Regions from separate parts of the Homo sapiens genome. Here region 2 is linked to region 1. A link is an interaction called in ENCODE POLR2A ChIA-PET data of the cell type or tissue named here. Cell type or tissue: Panc1. All regions are shown on one strand. Each heading gives the region's core, and the rest is flanking DNA. Links, peaks and the distances in the headings are about the cores only.

What was found. Peaks named below come from ENCODE experiments on the same cell type or tissue, not always from the same donor. Only the 100,000 strongest peaks of a DNase experiment are listed, where the experiment ranks them.
Region 2: POLR2A ChIA-PET joins it to region 1 with 7 read pairs; 3 of 35 experiments call an interaction of 5 or more read pairs at or near these places.

Annotation. Positions count from the first base shown.
Region 1 is chr1:167,267,237-167,278,966 of GRCh38, reverse strand. All of the region lies in intron 1 of POU2F1 (POU class 2 homeobox 1), which reads right to left. It overlaps LOC124900412 (a long non-coding RNA gene), which reads right to left. Exons shown (of 2, transcript XR_007066718.1): 2 at 1-11,730. Among named protein-coding and RNA genes, the nearest start is that of POU2F1, 52 kb to the right of the region's middle. In Panc1, for the core only: no CTCF peak of the experiment used is centred there; no DNase peak of the experiment used is centred there; H3K27ac peaks cover 476 bases.
Region 2 is chr1:167,178,696-167,190,425 of GRCh38, reverse strand. It overlaps LINC01363 (long intergenic non-protein coding RNA 1363), which reads left to right. Exons shown (of 4, transcript NR_110811.1): 3 at 8,233-8,384. Among named protein-coding and RNA genes, the nearest start is that of LINC01363, 11 kb to the left of the region's middle. In Panc1, for the core only: no CTCF peak of the experiment used is centred there; no DNase peak of the experiment used is centred there.

The DNA of each region.
Region 1 (11,730 bases), core at 4,668-7,167:
ATCAAATGAAAAAATATCTTTCAGATGATCATTTTATTTGCAAAGTGTTTTACTTAAAGAATCATACTCAAAGACACAAATATGTACCCATGTGAAATAGGTCTTGAAAACCAAATTTAAAATAAATTCTATTAAAATAGAATTTTATTAAATTCTATTAAAATAGAAAAACAAATGAAGGGGATAGCCAATTAAAGTTTGCAAAATGTCTGGCGTATTGTAAGCACTGAAACGCTTGCTGAAAAGTGAGCTAAGTCAACGTATCTTTTTTTAGAAGACTTGTCAGGACAGGTAAAAATAAAGTTCCCAGACAATCTGAACAGATTCAATTCCACAGCTCAGGAATTAGCTGATTTTACCTGACCTTTAGTTCCTAAACTGTGTCGAATGATAAATGTAACATTATCTTCATCGTTGAAGCCTAATCAGATTATGCTGAGCCCTAAAATTTCCTGAAGCAAAATTTATGGACAAATGACAAATACCCTAGATCTAGAGAAAGGACAAACTCAAGTCATTTAACCATTATCTATGAAATCCCTACCATGTGCCAGGTGCTGGAGATACAGCAGTGAGTAAAGCAGACAAGGTCCCATCCCTCTTGGGAGTTTTCAGTCTCAGAGATACATAATAACAAATTATGATAAATGCTATAAGCAAAAGAACAGAATCTTACAAGACCATATATCAATAATCACTTTTTCTATAGAAACAGTCTTTGTGTTGAGACGTGAAGAATGAAATGGAAATTGACTAAGCAGAGAAGTAAAAGGTCAGAGCATGGTACCTGTGAGAATCTGAACAAAAGTCTCAGTGGCTCAAGTGCAGAGGGTTTGAAAAATAAGAGGGGAGGTGGAGAAGTAGGCCTGGGGAATGTTAGTCTTTATCCTAAGAGTAGCAGGAAATAATGCTATGGAGGAGAATGACATGACTGGATTTGTGTTTTCATAGGATACAGTACCCTAGCTTCAGTGTACAGAACAAATTTAACAAGGATATGGAGGGCTACTATTGTGCTGCAAGGGGGAGATAATCCTACTCAGACTAAGACAGCAGAGAATATGGATTTGAAAATTATTAAAGGATGTCAAATAGACAGGCCTTAGTACAGTAAGAATTTGGGAAGTGAGGGAGAGGGGGTATTAGGAATTACTCCTAAGTCTTTAACTTGGAAAACTGGAATAAAAAAGGTGATGCTATTCACTGACATGTGGGACACCAGAGGATGGCATGCGGCATCAGCGAGTAGTAACTGAGGCCATTGGGATAGATATAATTGCTGGGTCGTAGAATGAAAAGAAATGGAAGCCTAGGACTGAGCTTTCACAAAATCTGACATCTCTGGACAACAAAGGTGGCTGGGGTGAGGTGGCTCATGCCTGTAATCCGAGGCTTTGGAAGGCTGAGGTAGGATCGTTTGAGGTCAGGAGTTCAAGACTGGCCTAGGCAATTTTTTTTTTTTTTTTTTAATTAGCCAGGTATGGTTGACACGTAAAAATGGAGTTAGTTCCCAGACATTCTGAACAGATTCAATTCCAGCTCAGGAACTGGCTGGTTTTACCTGATCTTTAGTTCCTAAACTGTGTCAAATGAACACAGTTACTTAGGAGGCCAAGGCAGGTAGATCACTTAAGCCCAGGAGTGTGAGGTTGCAGTGAGCTATGATTGCGCCACTGCACTCCAGCCTAGGCAGCAGAGCAAGATCCCAACTCTTAAAAAACAAAAAACAAAACAAAACAAAAAACCCAAAGTAGACAAAGCAGGAGTTACCAGAGACATGAGAAGAGAACCGAGAAAGCACGACCTCACAGCTTTCAGGGAAAAAAAGGTTTCACAAAGAGTTGGTGGTTGAGAGTGTCAAACACCACTGAGAGGTCAAATAAGAACAGGTCTGAAAGAATGCTTATTAGATTTCATGACCTGAAGGTCACTGATGATCTTAAGAATACTTCCCAGAATAGTGAACTATTCCATGGCTTAGACTGGCAGTAGAATGCAACAAGAGCACATTCTACTCACTCATTAAACTCCTTTCTTGTTTTCTTTTTTTCTGCCCATCCTTTCTTGCTCTGCACTCTCTCCTGACTTCAATATGGCTTCCTTTCTCATCTTTTTTGTTCTATCTACTCATTTCTTTCTTCTCCATACTTATTGATTTTCTCCTTTGCCTTTCCCACCCTTATTTGATGACAATATGGAACTGAAAATACTTCATTTTTTATTGAATACTTCCATTCTTCCTGTTCTTAATTTTAACACTTTATAATTCAGAATGGTTGAGGATGGTGCTGGTGGCAAAATTTAATTGCTTTTACTTATATGAAAGCTTCAGAATAACTTATCTCAAAGAGTGGGTCAATGGTTTGAACAGGAAATAACGTCCTAAAAAATCAAACTCTTCTTCTATAAGAATATAGTCCCCTCTTATCTGTGGGGGGCACATTCCAAGACCCCCAACTGAAACTGGGGCTAGTATTGAACCCTATATAACACTATGTTTTTCCTATATATATATACCTATGATTAAGTTTAATTTATAAATTAGGCATAGTAAGATTAACAATAAGAATAATAAAATAGAAGTTATAATAATATGTCAGCATCACTACTCTTGCACCTTGGGACCACTATAAGTAAAATAAGTGTTACCTGAACATAGCACTGCAATACAATGATCAGCCAATCTGATAACATAGGCCGCTACTGAATGACTGACAGGCAGGTAGTGTATACAGCATGGGATATACTGAACAAAGGAAAGATTCACGTCCTCGGCAGAACAGAGTGGGATGCCGTGAGATTTCATCTCACTACTCAGAACAGCATGCAACTTAAAACTTATAAATTATGTCTTGGATTTTCCGTTTAATATTTTTGGACAGCAGTTGACTGTGGGAAGCTGAAACCACAGAAAAAGAAACAGCAGATAAAGGGGGACTACTGTTGTCTTCTAGTATAAGCTAAATATTTTGTTCTTAGATCGCTAACTGCTGGATATAATGTGGCACAAACCACCATCTCTGTTATAAAATCTTAAGTTATTAAATAAGACTCATCTAAAGTACTTTTTCTTGAATATTTCCAGGGCACAAGATATTCTTATACAGAAACCTCAGAATGGAAAATAGCTAAGACATAAGCAGTGTTTCACAGAACCATCCATCAGTCTTTTTTAGGATGTAGCAGTCTTCCATGTATCACTTAACCAATCATTATTCTTACCCCATCTTTTTGGGCAGGGGGTGGTAGAATTTAAAATTTACCATTACTAAGACAGGGTGATAGTAAGCATAGAATTTTGGGATGTCTTTTTTTTCCTTGCCCTAAACCTTCAGAGTTCTGCCAGGTGATTCAAATGTTAAGATCCCATAATCTCGCCTGTGTGCTCAAGCGAACACTAACACTTTAAAAAGTGGGAATGAAAAATCTGAACTGTTGAATTAGACACAGTATTTGGCCCCATCTTCAATTTCAGAAAGAACAAGTAGAGATATCAGGGCCATTGCGGCCTTCTGTAGTCATACTGAAGAATGATGTACATTTAAAGTTTTAATACAGTTTTTAAATAAGCCAAAAAAAAAAAGTCTTCTGTAAGAAAACACTATTGTTCTCATCATAGTTCTATTATCAATAATTATTACAGCCGGGCACAGTGGCTCACACCTGTAATCCCAACACTTTGGGAGGGCAAGGTGGGGGGATCACTTGACCCAGGAGTTCAAGATCACTCTGGGCAACATACTGGGACTCCATCACTACAAAGAAAACAAAAACCAAATCCAGGCATGATGGTGCAAGCCTGTAGTCTCAGCTACTGGGGGAAGGCTGAGGTGGAAGGACTGCTTGAGCCTGGGAGCTCAAAGGTGCCGTGAGCTGTGATCGTGCACTCCAACCTGGAGTGAGAGCCTGTCTCAAAAAAAAAAAAAAAAAAAAATACATTTATTTGACTAAGTAAGATTAGCAGCCCCAGAGTTCATCAGTTGCAATTCATTCACTGCAAATCTCAGGACTAAAAGTAGTATGTTTCAGAAGAGTATCTTTCTAAAAGACAACAAAAAAGGTGGAAAACAAGAAGGAGCTGTAAAGGAAAATGAGAGGGTTGTCATTATTTTTAGATGGAAATGCTGTCATTAATGAAAGGCAACAAGCATTTTCGCAAGAACTGGATTTACAAGAAAGCGTAACTTTACTATAATTCATGGTTTGTCCAGAAAACTGAATATATGAACAAATGACAACCAAACTATTTTAACTCCCAACCCTTTCGGAAACACAGTGAGTCTACAAAGAAGTAAGTCTACTAATCAGCAAAGACTGAATTTTAACTGTGTTAAAATTCAGAGTAATTTTGGTCTATATTTACTAGGGCAAAATATAGACCCAATACATAGCAAAATTCATCTAAAAACAAGGACAATAAAATAACAGAAATAGGTAACTACCTATTTAAAATGAAACCTTCCTCATAGACCCACATGTTCTATAGAAATTTGTCAGAAATAGTAAATTCCAGGCAATACTCAAAAGACCTAGAAGGAAAGAAGAGGAAAGGAAGATATTAGATAAAGGAATTATCTGAAATAACCAAGTGAATTTCTGTTACTAGTTTTATAGTCAGATTCTTCATAGTTTCATTCTCTACTCAGGCCTATTAAAATAAAACCCCTTAAACTTTACCTAAAGCAACAGGGTGAGAAGCAACAGATTAAAAGCAAAACATTACATGCTAGAGATTAGAGCTTTAATAATTAAGGGAAAGGAGGGGTACGTAACTAATAAAAGTAGTCAAAAAGTTCTGCATAGAGTAACCTTCTTAATGTGAGCAAAGAAACACACAAAAAGAAAATCTCAACCTTATTACTCTTCAACTATTATAAGGAATAAGAAAACCTAGTTGGGGAAAATCGTATTTTTAGTTAGTAACTGGTGGTCATTCAGAATAAATCAAGAGTTTGCTCTACAATTACTACCCTTGTTTTTTCACATAGAGATTAAACATGAACAGTATGCTCCTGGTTCAGGCTCAATTATTCAGGAAGAAAATAAAACACATTTATTTTAAACTATGGCTTTTATATCTTTGTCAAACTCTAATTTCTTTCACTCTTACATTTTGAAATCCCTTATTTTTCTATCTTAAGCAATATGAAGCTGATGAGAGGGGAAAGACCACAAGTTCAAGTTCTTGTCCATACACTACTCATAACGTGGTTATCCTAGCTTTTCATACAGAAGCCTATGAGAGCTCCCAGTTACTTTCCCAACAACTGCCACACTTCTGCCAGACATAATAGGCAAGGCATAAAAGGTACTGGCCTGAGGCCAAGAGAAAGAAAATTCTTTGTGGCTAAAAGGGGCCCAGATACGTCTCAGGCTGCTGCTCCAGATGGGGCAAGTTGTAAGCCTTGGCAGCTTCCACGTGGTGGTAAGCCTGCGGGTGCACAGAGGGCAAGAGTTGAGGCTTGGGAGCTCCTGCCTAGATTTCAGAGGATGTATGGAAACTCCAGGCAGGACTCTGCTGCAGGAGCAGAGGCCTCATGCAAAACCTCTACGAGGGCAGTGTAGAGGGGAGTGGGGTTGGAGCCCCCACACACAGTCGCCACAGAGGCAGTGCCTACTGGAGCTGTGACAAGAGGGCCACCGTCCTCCAGACCCCAGAATGGTAGATCTACTGACGGCTTGTTCTGTGTACCTGGAAAAGCCACATGCACTCAACGACAGCCTGTAAAGACAGCCGAGGGGCTGTACCCTGTAGAGCCACAGGGGCAGAGATGCCTCAGGACCTGGGAGACCACCCCTTGCATCAGTGCTGCCCGGATATGAGACATAGAGTCAAAGATTATTTTGGAGCTTTAAGATTTAATGACTGCCCTGCTGGGTTTCGGACTTGCACAGGGCCTGTAGCCCCTGTCTTTTGGTTGATTTCTCCCTTTTGGAATGGGTGTGTTTACTCAATGCCTGTACCCGTGTTGTTATCTTGGAAGTAACTAACTTGTTTTTGATTTCACAGGCTCATAAGTGGAAGAGACTTGCCTTGTCTCAGATAAGACTTTGGATTGTGGACTTTTGAGTTAATGCTGAAATAAGATTCTGGGGGACTACTGAGAAGGGATGACTGTATTTTGCAATGTGAGAAGGACATGAGAGATTGGGGAGGGGCCAGGGCAGAATGATACGGTTTGGATTTGTGTCCCCACCCAAATCTCATGTCAAATTGTAATCCTCGATGTTGGATGAGGGGCCTGGAAGGAGGTGACTAGATCATGGGGGTAGTCTTCCCCCTTGCTGTTCTTGTAATAGTGAGTTCTCACAAGATCTGGTTGTTTAAAAGTGTGTAGCCCCTCCTACTTCTCTCTCTTCCTCCTGCTCTGGTCATAAAAGACCTGCTTGCTTCCCCTTCAGTTTCTGCCATGATTCTAAGTTTCTTGAGGCCTTCCCCCACCACGCTTGTACAGCCTGTGGAACTGTGAGCCAATTAAACCTCTTTTCTTTATAAATTACCCAGTCTCAGGAAGTTCTTTACAGCAATGCAAGAACTGACTAATACAGTTCTGAATATGGTTTTTTTTTTTTTTTGAAATCCTAATGTGTGGGAACATACTTACAAAACCAGAGTAAGAACATTCCCAGCCAAAAAAGGGGGCATTGTCAAAAAAAAAAAAAAAAGGTAATATTTACTATTTTGACATTTTTCAGAATGAAAACCATTCACCAAAAAAAGCATTTATTCCTGATAAGCAAATATAAGAATACAGAAAATGAATTTATTAATGGCAAGTATTCCTAGTCTTACAAAAAACTGTATACTGTTCATTCTAACATACTGCGGACATTCTTTTATTTCTGTGGACAGCAAACCTGTCGTGTAAAAAGTCAGAAAGTAAACATTTTAGTGTTTATGGGACACATGGTCTCTGCCACAACTATTCAACTCTGCTGTTGCAGCATAAAAGCAGCTATAGATATTACAGAGACAATGCATAAACAAATGGGTATGGTTATATCCCAATAAAAGTTTATGAATATTGATGTTTCAATTTCATATAATTATAATGTCATGAAATATTATGCTTTTTATTTTCCCCCACAAAAAAATGTAGAAATCATTCTTAGCTCAAGGGCCATACAAAAACAGAAAACACGAATTTGACCTGAGGACCATTGTTTGCCTATTCCTACATTATTTCCAATGTTTGTGGAAATAAAAATTTATAAATGTCTATAAAAATATTCTCTTTCTTGATGGTTCACTAATTCACCACTTCCAGTTCTAAGCCTTCCACAGAAACTCTCTGAGGTCCTCATTTCATCAGATTCCTTCCCTCCTTACACATCCCTCTCCCCAGGGCACAGCTTGAATGTTTTAAATCAAAATCTACTCATGTCAGAAAATAAGCCACCCATCTCAACTTTTTACACATCCTACTTCCTTGAAATACTGTAAAGCTCCAAATCTTTTCATGCTCAATCTTTGAATAAATATAGAAGTCTGACCAATCTTATTATGCCTTTTCTCTTTCAACCATCATTGAATTTTAATTCTCTACAATGAGACCCCTGTGAAGTCTTGGCAGTTCGGGTGTCTTGTTGAAAAGGCAAGTTTTAGTCACAAATACATTTAATGTTTAAAATCTCTCCATTAATTGTCCAAATGGCTTCTAAGGAAACTCAGGAAAAGAGTTTCAGTTTATTGTTTTAAATGGCTTCTCTCCCACTTTCCCAGTTAGGTGTTCTTTTTAATTTTTATTCTTTTTAAAATTTACTATTTGTCTAATGACTATTATTGTATTAATATTAGGATAATAACCGAAAATGTTTTAAGGACTTGATACCTCTTTAAATCTAAAGCCACAAGGTTCTAAAATGTTAAGTTATTTAAATAATTAAAACAATGCTAGCATAAATTCAACTTTTCACAATATTTGAAATGTGTTAACACTGGCTTGGAAAGGTACAATCACAAACCTGAAAAATGTCAAGAAATAATTCATTTCATAAAGTGACCCTGTATGTGGGGAACTGTATAAATGTGTAGTCTCTGCTGTAGAGCTTTCAGATTAGCATAGAGAAACATTCAGGAGTTAGTGAAAAACCATGTGGAAGGGGCAGAAATGTGCTGGGCAGGAGACGGAGCATTCAACAGAGAATGAAATTTCACTCTCCATCTCTCCCTATCCACAAACAAGTGTTTAAATGCACCCATATTAAAACTGTTCCCAGTAAATTCAGGATAACAGTAACAGCAAAAATGCCACAGTTCAGCAATCTGTGTTTGACTATGGAGTGATTTCTCCTGAAGACAGATGCCACCCCAAGGAACAAAAGCAGAAAAACAATCCAATGTATGACCAGAGGCAGAGGCAAAAGCAAGAAAATATTAGAACTACAAGTCTGACTCTCTGTCTGTCTCTCTCTCTCTGTCTCTTCTCTCTCTCCTCTGAGATTCCTGGCTACATCTTTAGAACATCCTACACAGACAACAGGAATGGTAATTTCCTACATAACACACAGCAAGAAGCTCTTTGCCTTTTATTTTGCTGCCAAGTACATAAACCAAAGGCTTCTTGCAGACTGCTGTACCCAAAAAAACAAAACAAGGAATACTTCCTGAAAAGCAATATTCAGGGTCCATAAAGAGTCAAAACATTTCCTCAAGTAGTTAACAGGCCTTTTTTTTTTAACTTCAGCTATGCTAGTCAGATTTTAATATAAGAAATTCTTAGGACCAAAAATGTTGAATGTGCTATGTATATTTATTTGAAGAACATATGGGGAAAAAAATAGGAATACTAAAAATTTCCTCATGAAATTTTCAAAATAAAATGTTACTACTGTTCCTACAAAGGAATTACTTCTTTAATCCCTTTAATGTTGTTTTTAACACCACTGAATCACCTCTATAATCCTAAAAGGGCAGACCCACAAACTCAGGGAGAGTTCAAGGTGGTCACTAAATGTTAAGTCACAAATTGCCCACCATTAGCTCAACGTCAGAAAAAAAAGAAAACATACGTTGTCCTAAGTTCGACTCTTACTCTTTTTTTTTTTTTTTTGAGACAGAGACTCACACTGTTGTCCAGGTTGGAGTGCAGTGGCGGGATCTCGGCTCACTGCAACCTCTGTCACCCAGGTTCAAGTGCTTCTCCTGTCTCAGCCTCCCAAATAGCTGGGATTTATAGGCATGTGCCACCACACCTGGCTAATTTTTGTATTTTTAGTAGAGACAAGGTTTCGCCATGTTGGCCAGGCTGGTCTCAAACTCCTAATCTCAGGTGATCTGCCCACCACGGCCTCCCAAAGTGCTGGGATTATAGGCGTGAGTCACCGCGCCCAACCCAACTCTTGCTCTTTACCATATTAAAATAACAGAGTTTTAATTTCAAAACAATACTAAAAAAGAAATACTATTCCTTCTCCTCCTTTGTCACTCTCTTTCCATCTCTCAGACATCCTTCAACTCTACCACAAACCACTTATTAACTGTCCGATTTCTTTCAAAGAATATAAATAAATAAAACCTTAGTCCCAATCTCCAGTCATCAGCTATTTATTCTTTGCTGTAAACTAAGGAGGTCTCTATTTCAATAGACTTGCTAACCTGACAATGTTTTTCTCAACGGTTAACAGTAGGCAAATACCTAGAACCATACACTCCTTTGCAAACGTAACTGACATTTGTCAGCATTATTAAAACAACTTTACAATTAGCAGGCTAATTTCAAGTTTGTAGAAAATGAAATTTCAATAATTTCTCACATTTTAAGTTTGGATCTACATAGGTTACTTCTTTTTTTTAATTTCCCACTTAAAGCTTGTTTGTTATTTCTCAGTTCAATCCCAATGAAAAGTAATGCAACACAACAAACCTACAGTAAAGCCATCTCCATGACACCAAAGAGCCAACATCCAATAAGTAGGAGCAGATTAGCAAGAATTTCTGATCATTACATGAACTGCTCTCAGCAATTAAATTTATTCCCACCTGCCTGTCTTGTTACACGGACAAAGGGAGGAAAAACTATAGTGAATGTAAATCAAAGTTATTACTTTAAAAATACAGGATTTTTAAGCTATAGGATTAAAAGACAGAGAATAGAGAACAACAACAGTAAAATCTCTGGATCTTTCCACTTGCCCTGGATTCCTGGGTTGCAGCTTCTCTAACAGCTCATTTTCCCTTCTTGTGAGGTTTTACTACTCGGTGTGCATTGCTCTCCACTTCCACTTCTACCCCTGTAGGTTTTTAAAAGGAGATAAAGCAACTGTATAAGAATGCCTAAAGACATCAAAGACCCAAAGCTTCACTGGTTGTGTGTGGCATAGGAGGAAGAGGAGGAAAACGTGAGGTAATGAGGATCTGCTGTATTTACCTTATGTGCAGGGCATGTGGACAACAATAGAAACCATGTAGGGTGCACTTTTGGTCAAAAAAGAACATGGCAGCCTAATGGGAGGCCTTTGTTCTTCAAAAGGGTCTCCTTTCCCCCTTTTGTGCTCCACTTAATTCATGGCATCTGAGCTGCTCTTGAACTTGACAGACTGAGAGAAAGAAAGGGGGAGTCAGACACACAAACAGAAAGGAAAATGAAAGACTTCAAAGAGAATTAATTTGAAAAAATTAGTTCTACTGCCAGTTTTTTGATGAAGTTTTGGAATTTTAAGGGAGTTGGAAAGTAATGAACTGCTGAAATAAATTTAATTTTCCCAGAAATTGTAATGAATAATAAAGTAGATAAATAAGGTATAAAATATAATTATATCCTAATAATTTGTTAGTAGATTTTTTCCTGCTACATGTATTTCTTGAAATAATAGTAAGAAAATGTCTGATATTCAACAGATTACATGAAAGATAACATTCTACAAGCAGAACCAATATCTAAGTGATTTCCCAGCTGAAGGGAATTTTACTTGAGTCACGCTGAAGAACACCACAAAACCACCAGCGCCACCTGCAGGGTAAACACAGATTAGCAGTTTACCACACTGGTATTTCAAAGCCCAAGATTTTAAAAAAGACACAGTAGGCCGGGCACGGTGGCTCACACCTGTAATCCCAGCACTTTGGGAGGCTCGAGGCAGGCAGATCATGAGGTCAGGAGATCAAGACCATCCTGGCTAACACAGTAAAACCCATCTCTACTAAAAATACCAAAAATTAGCCAGGCCTGGTGGCAGGCACCTGTAGTCCCAGCTACTAGGGAGGCTGAAGCAGGAGAATGGCATGAACCTGGGAGGCGGAGCTTGCAGTGAGTCAAGATCGCACCACTGCACTCCAGCCTGGGCAACAGAGCAACAAACACTCCATCTCAAAAAAAAAAAAAAAAAAAAAAAAAGACACAGTAACTGTGATACTTTCACAATGAAGAATTTTAAAATGTTTTAAAGCAGTAAATAACTTCAGATGAAGAACAATGCCCTAGGAATCTCTGGCCAATTTTAGGTATTTATTAATATAAAAACAGAACTGCAGAAAGATCGGTAGCTATGTACTAATACAAAGGACTGCTTCAAAATCTTAAAAGAGCTAGTTATAAGTAAGATCACTGTCTCACGGTTTTAGTTTTTTTTTCCTGATTGTAAAACATTACAATACAATCAAACAAGTCTGAAATATAGGAAACTATCCTATTCCCATTACATTTAGTATTTATTCCTCCAGGTCTCTCTTCTATGCATGTCTTGCATATATAGTTTGGTATCACATGCCATACCTACTACTTTTGTGGG
Region 2 (11,730 bases), core at 3,927-6,426, 88 kb after region 1:
GGACCACCGGCACTAGAATTTCTTGCAGCACTTATGACATGCACAGATTGTTGAGCTTTCTTCCAAACCACATCTCTGGGGAGAGGATTTTAGGACTTCCCATGTTTACAGTGTTCCTCCTAGTAATCTAGAAGCACCCTTATATGTTGTCCAAGCTCCATATCTGACCTGACCTGGGAGAATACAGCTAGAGAAAAACCCAGGTCTAAGGAAAGGAAAGCAAAGAATTCAACTAGAAAATAAAGAATGCAAAAAAGCAGACCCCACCCTCACCCCATGGAATGTAAGATGAGTCCCCTAGAAAGAAGCATGGTAGGATGGGGGTGGCTAAGGCAGAAAGCCCACTGAGCAGCCCATAGAGCCAGAGAAGCTTCAAGAGACCTTCCTGGCTGGGCGTGGTAGATCACACCTGTAATCCCAGCACTTTGGGAGGCCAAGGTGGGCAGATCACGCGAGGTCAGGAGTTCAAGACCAGCCTGGCCAACATGCTAAAACCCTGTCTCTACTAAAAATACAAAAATTAGCTGGGTGTGGTGGCGTGCACCTGTAATTCCAGGTACTTGGGAGGCTGAGCAGGAGAATCACTTGAACTCGGAAGGTGGAGGTTGCAGTGAGCCGGAGTTTGCAGTGAGTCAAGAGCGCACCACTGCACTCCAGCCTGGGTGACAGAGCAAGACTGTGTCTCAAAAAAAAAAAAAAAAAAAAAAAAAAAGACCTTCCTGGCTTCCTTTTGGGATATGTTTCTGGGTATAGGGTTCTAGCTGGCTGGCACTTACAAATAATATGAGAAATGGGGCAGATAGTAAGGTAATTCCTGAGGTGCTGGGTCATTGCTTTTGACCCTTAGAAAGTCCTGTAATCACTGCCATCTCTCCAGCTTGTTGCTGCTATCAGTTGCCTGCTCACCACCTTTGGATTTCATTTTGGGGTCTTGTGGTACAGACTCCACTTCTCAGCATCTTGTTAACTTTCTGTTCTGTCTAAGCACTAGTTCACCCACCCTCGTGGATGTGGGGTAAAGTTTACTGAAAGTGAGGTAAAACACTACCAACTTCCAGCACTGGTTGTCCTTACGTATTTATTTTAATGAAATTGAAACCTAACCATTGGCTGTGCTCAGAATAAACTGCATAGTGTATTGTATAACTTGATTTTGATCACTGCCTGAGAATGCCAATGACCGTTGAGAGGCCATGCTCTGAGGCTCATGTGATCAGTATGTACTACATTGTGGATTCACCAGCATCATTTGAAAATGTGCTCTGCCATGATGACACCCATGCGGGAGCAGGCAGTTTTTTGCCTTTGTACAAACAGCAGGAGACTAACTTAGGGCAGATTAATTTTTTTAGCCTGAGTATCAATTCATACTTATTTAAAGTTTAATACCCCCTATACAAATGTTCAAGAGAAAAGTCAATACATAATCTTGGTAGCCATTCTTAGACAATTATTATAACATGATGACTACCTGAAAATGAAATTTTTCCAAATTATAAAGTGGCTGCTTGATTTTTCACAATGAAAATTGTACAAATTGTTTTCAAAGGTATTTTAAATCCAATTTGTGCTAATTCAGCTTGTGCTAAGTAAGTAACATTAGCTAGAAATGCTTTTAACATATTTGAAAAGTTTCAAAATGTTTTCCTCTATTTCCTTTGTTTTCAATTTTTCCATTTATCCATTTTTCCTCTGCCTTTCTCCCTTCCCCTTGTTCTTTAATTATTTCAGAGAATTTTGTTAAAGAATCTGAGACCATGCGAAGATCTTAGTATTTTTGTTGTTTGTTTATTTGTTTTTAAAAACAATCCCTGTTCATCAAAATCTCCTAGTATGCTTTTCCAAAAATGTAGACTCCTTGGCCCTACCTATGGAAAGGAGTCTGTACTTCTTTTTTTTTTTTTTTTTTTGAGACAGAGTCTCACTCTGTTCCCCAGGCTAGAGTGCAGTGGTACAATCTTGGCTCTCAACAACCTTTGCCTCCCAGGTTCAAGCAATTCTTGCGGCTCAGCCTCCCAAGTAACTGGGACTACGGGTGCATGCCACCACACCCAATTAATTTTTTGTATGTTAGTATAGATAGAGTTTCACCACGTTGCCCAGGCTGGTCTCTAGCTCCTAAACTCAGGCAATCCACCCATTTCGGCCTCCCAAAGTCCTCAAGTTCTAGGATTACAGGCGTGAGCCACTGTACCCGGCAAGTCTGTACTTTTAAAAACTTTCAACTGGGTGCGGTGGCTCACGCCTGTAATCCCAGCACTTTGGGAGGCCGAGGCCAGCAGATCACCTGAGGTCGGGAGTTCGAGACCAACCTGACCAACATGGAGAAACCCCATCTCTACTAAAAATACAAAATTAGCCAGGCGTGGTGGCGTGTGCCTGTAATCCCAGCTACTTGGGAGGCTGAGGCAGGAGAATTGCTTGAATCCAGGAGGTGGAGGTTTTGGTGAGCTGAGATCTCACCATTGCACTCTAGCCCGGGCAACAAGAGTGAAACTCCGTCTCAAAAAAACAAAACAAAACAAAACAAAACATTCCAAGTAATTCAAAGAGGGACTCCCAGCTGAAAACCGTGGCTCTTCAGCATATGACAGAGATTCAGTTCATTGATTCACTTGCTCACTCAATGTGTATAGGGCACATCTGTGGATTAGACACTATTCTTGGTGCTTGAGATCAATCAGAAAACCAAGCTTACAAAAATTCTTGCCTTTGCAGAGCTTACACCATAGCATCTCTTAAAACAAAACAAAACAAAATAAAAAACCCATTCAGACCTCTGCACCGTCCACCAACTCAGATTACACCCATAAACTCTGTTGCCTATCTTGCACAAAATGTTTGTGGCTTGGTCATAGAAGGCTTATCTATGCCTAGATAAAATATGGAAGGATAAGAGCATGAATCCTAAAAGTGAAACCAATGGCAGGTATACAAGAGCCATCGTCAATGATTTCCTCCCTCCCCATACTGTCTTCTTGGAGAACTTGCCCTCACTCCCATCTCAGAATTTCTGCTCCCATAGTTTCTACTGAGTGGGTCCTGAGCTACATGCATCCTATCATGGCTGAGCTGCTTGGACCAGGGGCAGATACATGATCAAGCTGGGTCAATCTAATTTTCTTCTGGAAGTTTAGAATGTACACTTAGAAAATTCAGTGGAGTTGCTAATTAAAATGCTTGCAAGGGTCTAGAGTGTAACATAATGACTGATACAGGTATAAGGAAACCAATAGCACAACTGCTATGGTAGACAGCATCTGATCCATGATCTTGGGGTCTGGGATCCTGCTATGAACTGGATGTTTGTGTTTCCCTGGCTTAGTTCATTTTGTGCTGCTATAACAGAATACCACAGACTAGGTGATTTATAAAAAATAGAAGCTTATTTGGCTCATGGTTCTGGAGGCTGGGAAGTCCAGATGGTGCTGGCATCTGGTGAGGGCCTTTGTGCTGCATAATCCCATGGTGAAGGGCAGAAGGCAGAAGGGCAAACAAGCGTGTAAGACAAAGAAAGGATGGGGGCCAGAATGTATCCTTTTATCAGGAACCCATTCCCACAATAACTAACTGCTCCTGTGATAATGACATTAATCCATTCCTAATCACTTCTTAATACCGTTACTCTGGCAATTAAATTTCCACATGAGTTTTTGAGACCATAGCACTCCCCAAAATTCATATGTTGAAATCCTAACCCATAATGTGATGGTTTCTGGAGATGGGACCTTTAGGAGGTAATTAGCTCACGAGGGTAGAGACCTCATGATAGAATTAGTGACCTTGTAAGAAAAGACATGAAAGAAATTCCTTCCTCTCTCTATTCTTTGCCATGTGAGAGAACCAGAAAGACAGCCCTCACCAGAAACCAACCATGCTGGCACCCTGGTCTCAGACATCCCAGCCTCCAGAACTGTGAGAAATAAATGTTTCTTGTTTGCACCACCCAGTCTGCAGTATTCTTGTTAGAGCAGCCTGAGCCAAGATAGATACAATAGAGATAGTGGCAAACTGGAGAGCACAGGCTCTGTGCCAAGGAGGTGGCCATCATTCAACTCCAGCCGATTGCTGTCACATGTAATCCCAGTTTGCCAGTTTTTCTGATATTTACAGAAGTCCAGAATTCATGTTTTCATATGAAATCTCAAAATAATTATTTTATATTTGAAAAAAATTCGTGTCGTCCAAAGCAAACACAGTTGCAGGCCATGTCTGCTGTAGCACACCAGTTTGCATTCTCTGGCTGCTCCAGCCAGTCTCTAGACTGTCCTTGTTGGAAACAAGGACAAGAAAGTATGGCAAACCAGGGGCTGAGGACGCTGTGTTTGGTACACGTGTCCAGGGAAGCGGAGACAGCCACATTGCAGATATAAAATAAAAGAGTGGTGATGACAAAAGCAGAGATTAAAAAACAACCAACCAACAAAAAACAAACTAAAAAGTGGTAGAAAGAGAGACCTGGGTCCTGACAGCATAGTTTTTATTCTAGTTTTTTCTTCTGGTATGTAGCTCTGGACCTTGGTTTCTGTAAGATAGCCATGTTTTCTTATTATTTATTTATTTATTTATTTATTTATTTGCTTTTTGAGATGGAGTCTCACTCTGTCACCAGGCTGGAGTGCAGTGGTGTGGTCTCGGCTCACTGCAACCTCCGCCTCCCAGGTTCAAGCAATTCTCCTGCCTCGGCCTCCCGGGTAGCTGGGACTACAGGTGCCCGCCACCATGCCTGGCTAATTTTTCTTTTTCCCCCCGAGATGGAGACTTGCTCTTGTCGCCCAGGCTGGAGTGCAGTGGTGCGATCTCGGTTCACTGCAACCTCCACCTCCCAGGTTCAAGCAATTCTCCTGCCTCCGCCTCCCGAGTAGCTGGGATTACACGTGCCTGCCACCACACCCAGCTAATTTTGGTAATTTTAGTAGAGACGGGGTTTCACCATGTTGGCCTCAAACTCCTGACCTCATGATCCGCCCACCTTGGCCTCCCAAAGTACCGAGATTATAGCCATGAGCCACTGCGCCCAGCCTCTTGTTTCCTTATAATAAATCACCTTTTTTTTTTTTGCTTAAACTTCTGTTACATACACACAGTCACTAATAAAGGTTGTGGGTGTTTGTTGTCTTCTTCCTAGTCAAAGGGTAGCATTGTTACTAAGCATTAGCATAACTACTATTGACTCTTCTGTGTGTCAGTGGGTTTGATATATATCAGTAGCAACATATGGTCTTGGCATGTGGTTTTGATTTATTGAAATGAACCAATGTTCACCTAAACCAGTGGTTTCCAGACCTGGCTGTGCATCAGAATCATCTGGAGAGCCTTGGGGGAAAATATACATCCTCTGGATGACCCCAGACCTGGACAATCAGAGACTTCTCAGGTGCAGCCTGGAGACCACATTACAAGCTCCCCAGGGGATTCTGATGCAGCCAGCCCAGCACCTGTCTGAGAATCAGAGTTTGGGAACCACCATGAGAGACCACCATCAGGGATGGGCCATGCCTGAGTTGGGGTTGGCAGTGTCAGGTAGAATCAGTTGCTTGGCTGTTGAAAAAGTATCTCTTCTTTACCAAGAAGTTGAAAAAGAAAAGGGGAAGAAAAAAATGATCTCAAACAGATACCAACTTCCAAATTAGATTATCCTATGTTATAGTCCAAAAGTTTCCCACCATGCCCCCATATCCTCTCTGGAATTGAGGTAGTAGGTTGGGAGTAAGAGACTCTGGAGCCTCTTGGTTAAATTCCATGTGGGAATTACAATTGTCTAATTTCCTTTTATTACATGGTGGTGAAGGAACATTACTGCTGAAAGAGCTGTCTATGAAGCTTCTTTGTAATATGACAGAAGTGCCCAGATGAGTGAGTGGACCCTCAGATCTTGGGGCTAATAACATTAAAGACAGTTGTAATCACAGCCCTCTTAACTTAAAACACTCCAAATACCTCATAAAGGCAGGAGCTTTAGATGGTAATGTGATTTCCAATACTTAAATAAGCATTGTATCTTCTAATATGCACTTCTGGAGTGTGTGAGCTGTTGCTCAGCCAGAGCAGGGGTCACTTAGTTGTAGATCTGGTTACTTTTTTGAAGCTGTTATTGTATATGCAGGCAAGACCTGAACTGGCCGAGCATGACTTCCACCATGCTCTGTTGATCAAAACAGCCAGGCTTTCCCTGATTTAAGGAGAAGAGAAATAAACCCCATCTCTTTACAGAAGGAATGTCAAAAAATTATTAGCCATCTTTAACCTGCCTCTTCAAGTTTCCTTTCATTAATGAGGTCATCTGTTTTGGTTACTGAGGGAAACTCAAAACTCTCGGGACCTAGATACCTGATAATGCTGAACAGCTACATTTTCCCATATATTTTATTATATGGGAATGGATGGCAATAGTTAACTATCAATAAACATTTATTGAGCACTCATGGTAGACGGAACTTTGTATTGTGATAACAATTATAGAAATCAATTTTGTAGTAACAATTGTAGAAATCACAATCTTGGTTTCAGTAAATATACTTGGGCTATACTGAATGTGAATGGGACACATCTAGAAGATAAGGTCAAGGACAATATGGTTCTAAGAACTGAGATGGGAATTTATCTCAGAACCGAGGTCTCTGTGGTGCTGTGAATCTCTGGTTCTTGGCCTCCTTGACTCTTGACTTCCTGATATGACACAAGAACATTGGACTTGGCTTGGCCTTCAAGGCTTATGTCCTCCTGGTTCCACCTTTTTGTTCTCCTGGTGTTTGATTTGCTGCTTTTTCCTGCTCTGTACCCTGAGGTCTCTGCCTCACTGCTCTTGACCAGCTTCTGACCAACACATTGCCTGAAGTCTGACTTGGGTCTATTTCTAGCTCCCGAGGCTCTACCTTGAGGCTCTGCTAAAAGTGTGCAACTGTTCTACACAGACATAGCTGATCTTAGCACACTTTCTCAAAACCTTGACTTACTGGAAGAGACTTAAGTGTCATCATACCAGTGATCTTTAATCTCCTTCATTTCATTGAAGTGGTCCCTGAGCCCATTGAAGAAAATTGAGCATAATTGGGCTGTGCTATTGGTGGAGGCAAGAACTTTGAGAAGAAGTAACAGGAAAAAGAAAGCTCTTTGGGCTAGTGATGTGTTAAAGAGTCTTCATCTATAAGCCATTATGATAGATGGTATTTCAGCTGGCTAAATACTTCAGTTTCCTTTCCATAGGAGGGTTGTGCATTGCCATTTCACTGAAGTCAGGTTTGGTCACAGGACTTACTTTGGCCAAAGAAATGTGAGTGAGGTCACCAAATGGCCCCTAGGGATCCTCTTCTTCAGGCATTCATGCCCTAGTGTAACCCCCTTCTACACTGAGTCAGGGATGGCCCTGTGGTCAATAGAGTATGGCAGGAGTGACAATATGTGATTTCAAAGATAAAGTTATACAAAGCTTCTGACTTCCCATTTAGGATCATTGGTCTGGGAAAGTCATGAACTATAGTATGAGGACACTAAAACAACTCCATGAAAAGACAAACATGGAGAGCAACTGAAGCCCCAGCCAGTAACCAGCAACAACTTGCCAGCCTTATGAATGAGCTACTTTGAAAGTAGATATTCCAGCCCTAGACAAGCCTTCAGATGAGGCAGCCTCAGCTACAATCTCATGAGAGATCTTGAACCAGAGCCATGCAGCCTGAATTCCTGACCCACAGAAACTGTGAGATAATAAATGACTACATTTTGAAGTGATTTGTTATACAGCAATAGGTAGCTAATACCATGAGTATAAGTAATATGTGTTGCTTCCCACAATGTGAAAACATTAAGAGCCAACTTGTGTTTTCCCAAGTTCTCTTTCACTTCTAAAATGATACCTGTTATGCTCCACGCAGAGATTGCTTTATGAATTTGGGTCCTAGAATAAAGGCAACATGGAGTGCAACCATAGCTGATCCTAGATGAATGTGGCGCATGAGCAAGAAATAAGTTTTTGTGGTTGTAAGTCCTTGAGATTTTGGGGTGGTCTACTACCACAGCATAACCTAGCCTATTTTGGCTAATATAGCTACAGATCATCCATATTCCAAGTTAAATTCAAATTGTATCTTTTTTTTAAAGATATGCATTAATGGGGGGATTACTGGAGGTAGAAGAGATATCTGATGTATATGTGGATAGTAACTGCAGGGAAGAGGGAACTAGAGATTCGACAGTCCTGTCCTGAGCATCCTGCCCTGTCCTCTCTTTCAGCAGGCCCTTGTGTCTGAGAATGACTGCTTCTGTGATCTGATGAGCACACGTGGTGTGCATCCAGTGGCTCTGCTCTTAAACTAGGCCCATGACTACCAACAGTCATTCTTCCTGGGCTGCTGAGACCAGAAAATAAAAGTGCCTTCCAAAGGGTGAGTGGGCATTGCTCAATGACTGCTAATAGCTATTCTACATGCTGGGTAACAGTTTTTGGATGAGTTAGAAAAAAATCCAGATTTTATTGACTTTATTGCTAATTATATCATCTTTGGAAAGGAACCACCTGGAGGAAGGGAGGAGAAAAGAGTTCAAACTCATCTGCAGAGTTGTATGTCTTTTCCCAGTTTAGGAGTCATTACTTACATAATCTCTTGAGAGAGTAGCCTGGAACACCATGTGTGGCATTTTTCTAATTAAGAGATGCAAGGTAGGGGAAAAGTATATGAGCATTACTCAAGGTATAACAGAGAGATACAAAACAGGGGAAAAGTATATGAGTGTTACTCAACTGAGTAACAACTGAGAGATACGAAATGGGAAAAATGTATGAGTGTTACTCAAGTACAACTGAGAGATACGAAATGGGAAAAGTATATGAGCGTTATTCAAGTATAACTGAGAGATACAAAATGGGGTAAAAGTATATGAGCGTTACTCAAGTATAACCGAGACATATGAAGCAGGGGGAACATATGTGAGCATTGTCTCAAGCTGATTTGTGAGGTGCAATGGGCATTGTCAGATTCAGGCTCCCAGCATTCAGGTACCTTGAGAGAGGGCCAGACACTAATGCCCTGAGAGGACACAGAGAGAAACAGGAAGCCATTTGCCCCTTGATATGATGAATCCTGGGGTAATTTTGGAAGTTAGCTGGCCTTCTGTGGAGAAAGACAAAGAATCAGTCCAGTTATTCCTTTGCCCTCCTATCCCCAGAGGGGACTGAATTTTATCTCCCCGTGTCCAGGGCACCTCATTCTTATAACTTCTGTGATCATTCTGGTGCTCTTCTCTAAATCTTCTTCCCCAGGTCTGACCTCAGTTGAATTCCAGACCTGAATTTGAAGCTTCCTCTGGGTATCTCCCTCCATGTATGTCTTTCTCTCCTACATGTACCTCAAACCTCTCCATCCACCAAGCCAACTGGCTTCTCATCCTTCATTGCCAATTTCCTTTAACCTCTCTTATAGGGACCCAGGCTAGAAACTTTGCAGTCCTTTCTGACAGCTTCCATGTAGGCTCAGCCTCAAAAAGCCTATCATGCCTGCAGCCCTTCCCCAAAACATTTCTTCTAGCCAGGGTGCCCTGCTTAGACAAAGTGACCTTGCCTCCCTGTCCACAGCTGACTGGACTCGAAGCACTGGCAGCCAAATTACTGAGACTGTTGCCTCACAGAGACAATGGATATAAACTGAATTGTCAAGACCTTCCCTCTCAAAGTTCCAACTAGAGATGCAGAGAGCAAGTCGATTAGCCAGTGGGGAGTAGAAGTTAAAAGACACATAGAGGAAAGATGAGAGGCAGATATAAAATCACGTGCCACAAGTCTGCAAAAGCAAAGGGGAAGCAAGTTGTGAGACAAGAGAAGTCCTTAGTAGCAAGCTACAGAGCAATAGCAGATAGAAGACCAATGGCGTGCTGCTGCTGACGGGTGGCAAGGCAACCTCCTAATAGCACTTCTTCCAGTGCCTGAATAGCGCTTGCGGAGGGCCTGGTTTATGGCTTCTCCTCTGTCATCGTTCCCCTTGTTTGGTGCATTTGAGTGAGAGTCTGTTTTGCACATTTCAGAGTCTAACACCTCCCCCACCCTCTCAGACCCCCAATTCAATCAGTAAACAAGTCCCAGAAATTCTAACTCCAATGTATCTACTAACTGCCACCTCCTCTCTCTTCCCTTTGGCACTGCTCAGTCCAGGCCCTCGCTTTTTGTGGATTTTTTTGTTTGTTTGTTCTGTTTTTTGTTTTGAGACAAGGTCTGGCTCTGTCACCCAGGCTGGAGTGCAGTGCCACAATCTTGGCTGACTGAAACCTCCACCTCCCAGGCTCAAGCCATCCTCCCACCACAGCCTCCCAAGTACCTGGGACTACAGGTGCACACCACCACACCAGCCTACTTTTTGTATGTTTTGCAAAGACAGGGTTTTGCCATCTTGCCCAGGTTGGTCTCAAACTCATGAGCTCAAGCAATCTGCCTCTGGCTGCCTCGGCCTCCCAGAGTGCTGGGATTACAGGTCTGAGCCACCATGCCCGGCCAGGCCCTTGTTTTTTCTCATCTAGCCTGCTGTATGAGCATCCTGACGTGTCTCCAGTTCCTCCCTCACACAGCCTTCAGAGATCCTGTCTAACGCATATTTCAGTGCTTTGGTCCTTGATCATCTCTAACAGGTCCCTATTGCTGACAGGTCAGTCCACATTTCTTGACAGGGCATTCAAGGCTGATTATGATTTGGCTTCAAATTTCTCTTCAGCTTTAGCTTCCACTACATCTATCTTAGTTATCTCTTGCTGCATAACCTATTACCCCCAAATTTAGCAGCTTAAAACAATAAACATTTATCATTTCACATGGTTTCTGGGTACCTGAGAACAGCTTGGCTGGGAGGTTCAAGGTGAGGGTCACTCTCAAGGTTGTGGTGAAGTTGTGATCCAGGGCTGCAGTCATCTGAAGGTGATGGAGGATCCATTTCGAAGGTCACTCATGTGCTGCTGAAACTTCAGTCCCTCAATACGTGGGTCTCTTCATAGGGTGAGTGATCCAAGACAAATAAGGCATAGGAGACAGTGACCAAGATGGAAGCTGGAGTGTCTTCTATAACTTATTTCAGAAGTGGCACACCATCCCTTCTACTGTGTTCCACTGGTTGCACAGACCAACCCTGATACCGTGTGGGAGAGGACTATAGAAACGTGCGAATACCAGGAGGTAGGAGTTCCTAAGGCCATATTATGGGCTGGCTAGCTCAGTCTCCCTCTACAACTTTTGCTTTCTGACCTGTCATACCCTAGCATGACTCTGGGCCTTAGTTCAAGTCTATTCCCACAGTCCAGGAGACTTTTTATACATCAAAATCCTATTCATTTTTTAATGCCCAGAACAGTCACCTCCTCCTTGAATCTTTGATTTCTACAGGCAGAATGAATCACTTTTCTCTTTGAACTGACACAGTCCTCTGCTTTCTGTGTTTGGCTCCATCTTGTGCAATAGTTACCTGTTTACATGTTCATCTGCTTTCTAGAGGAGCAGGATCTTTCTTTACTTATTATTTCTATTATATTCACTGAAGAAAACCCAGAATACCAATAAGAACGAAAAAAAGAAAAAAAAATGACCTGAAATCTCAGAAATTACCCAGAGACCATCATCCTATGGCTGGAGCCTGGGCCAACACCATGGAGGGCAATACAAATGATGGGGCCTGATGGTCAGGAAGGGGCCAGGGCCCACTGTGCTTTACAGTTCCAGCAGCTAGGCCCTTGCTGGAAGGGCCTCGCATGTGTGTT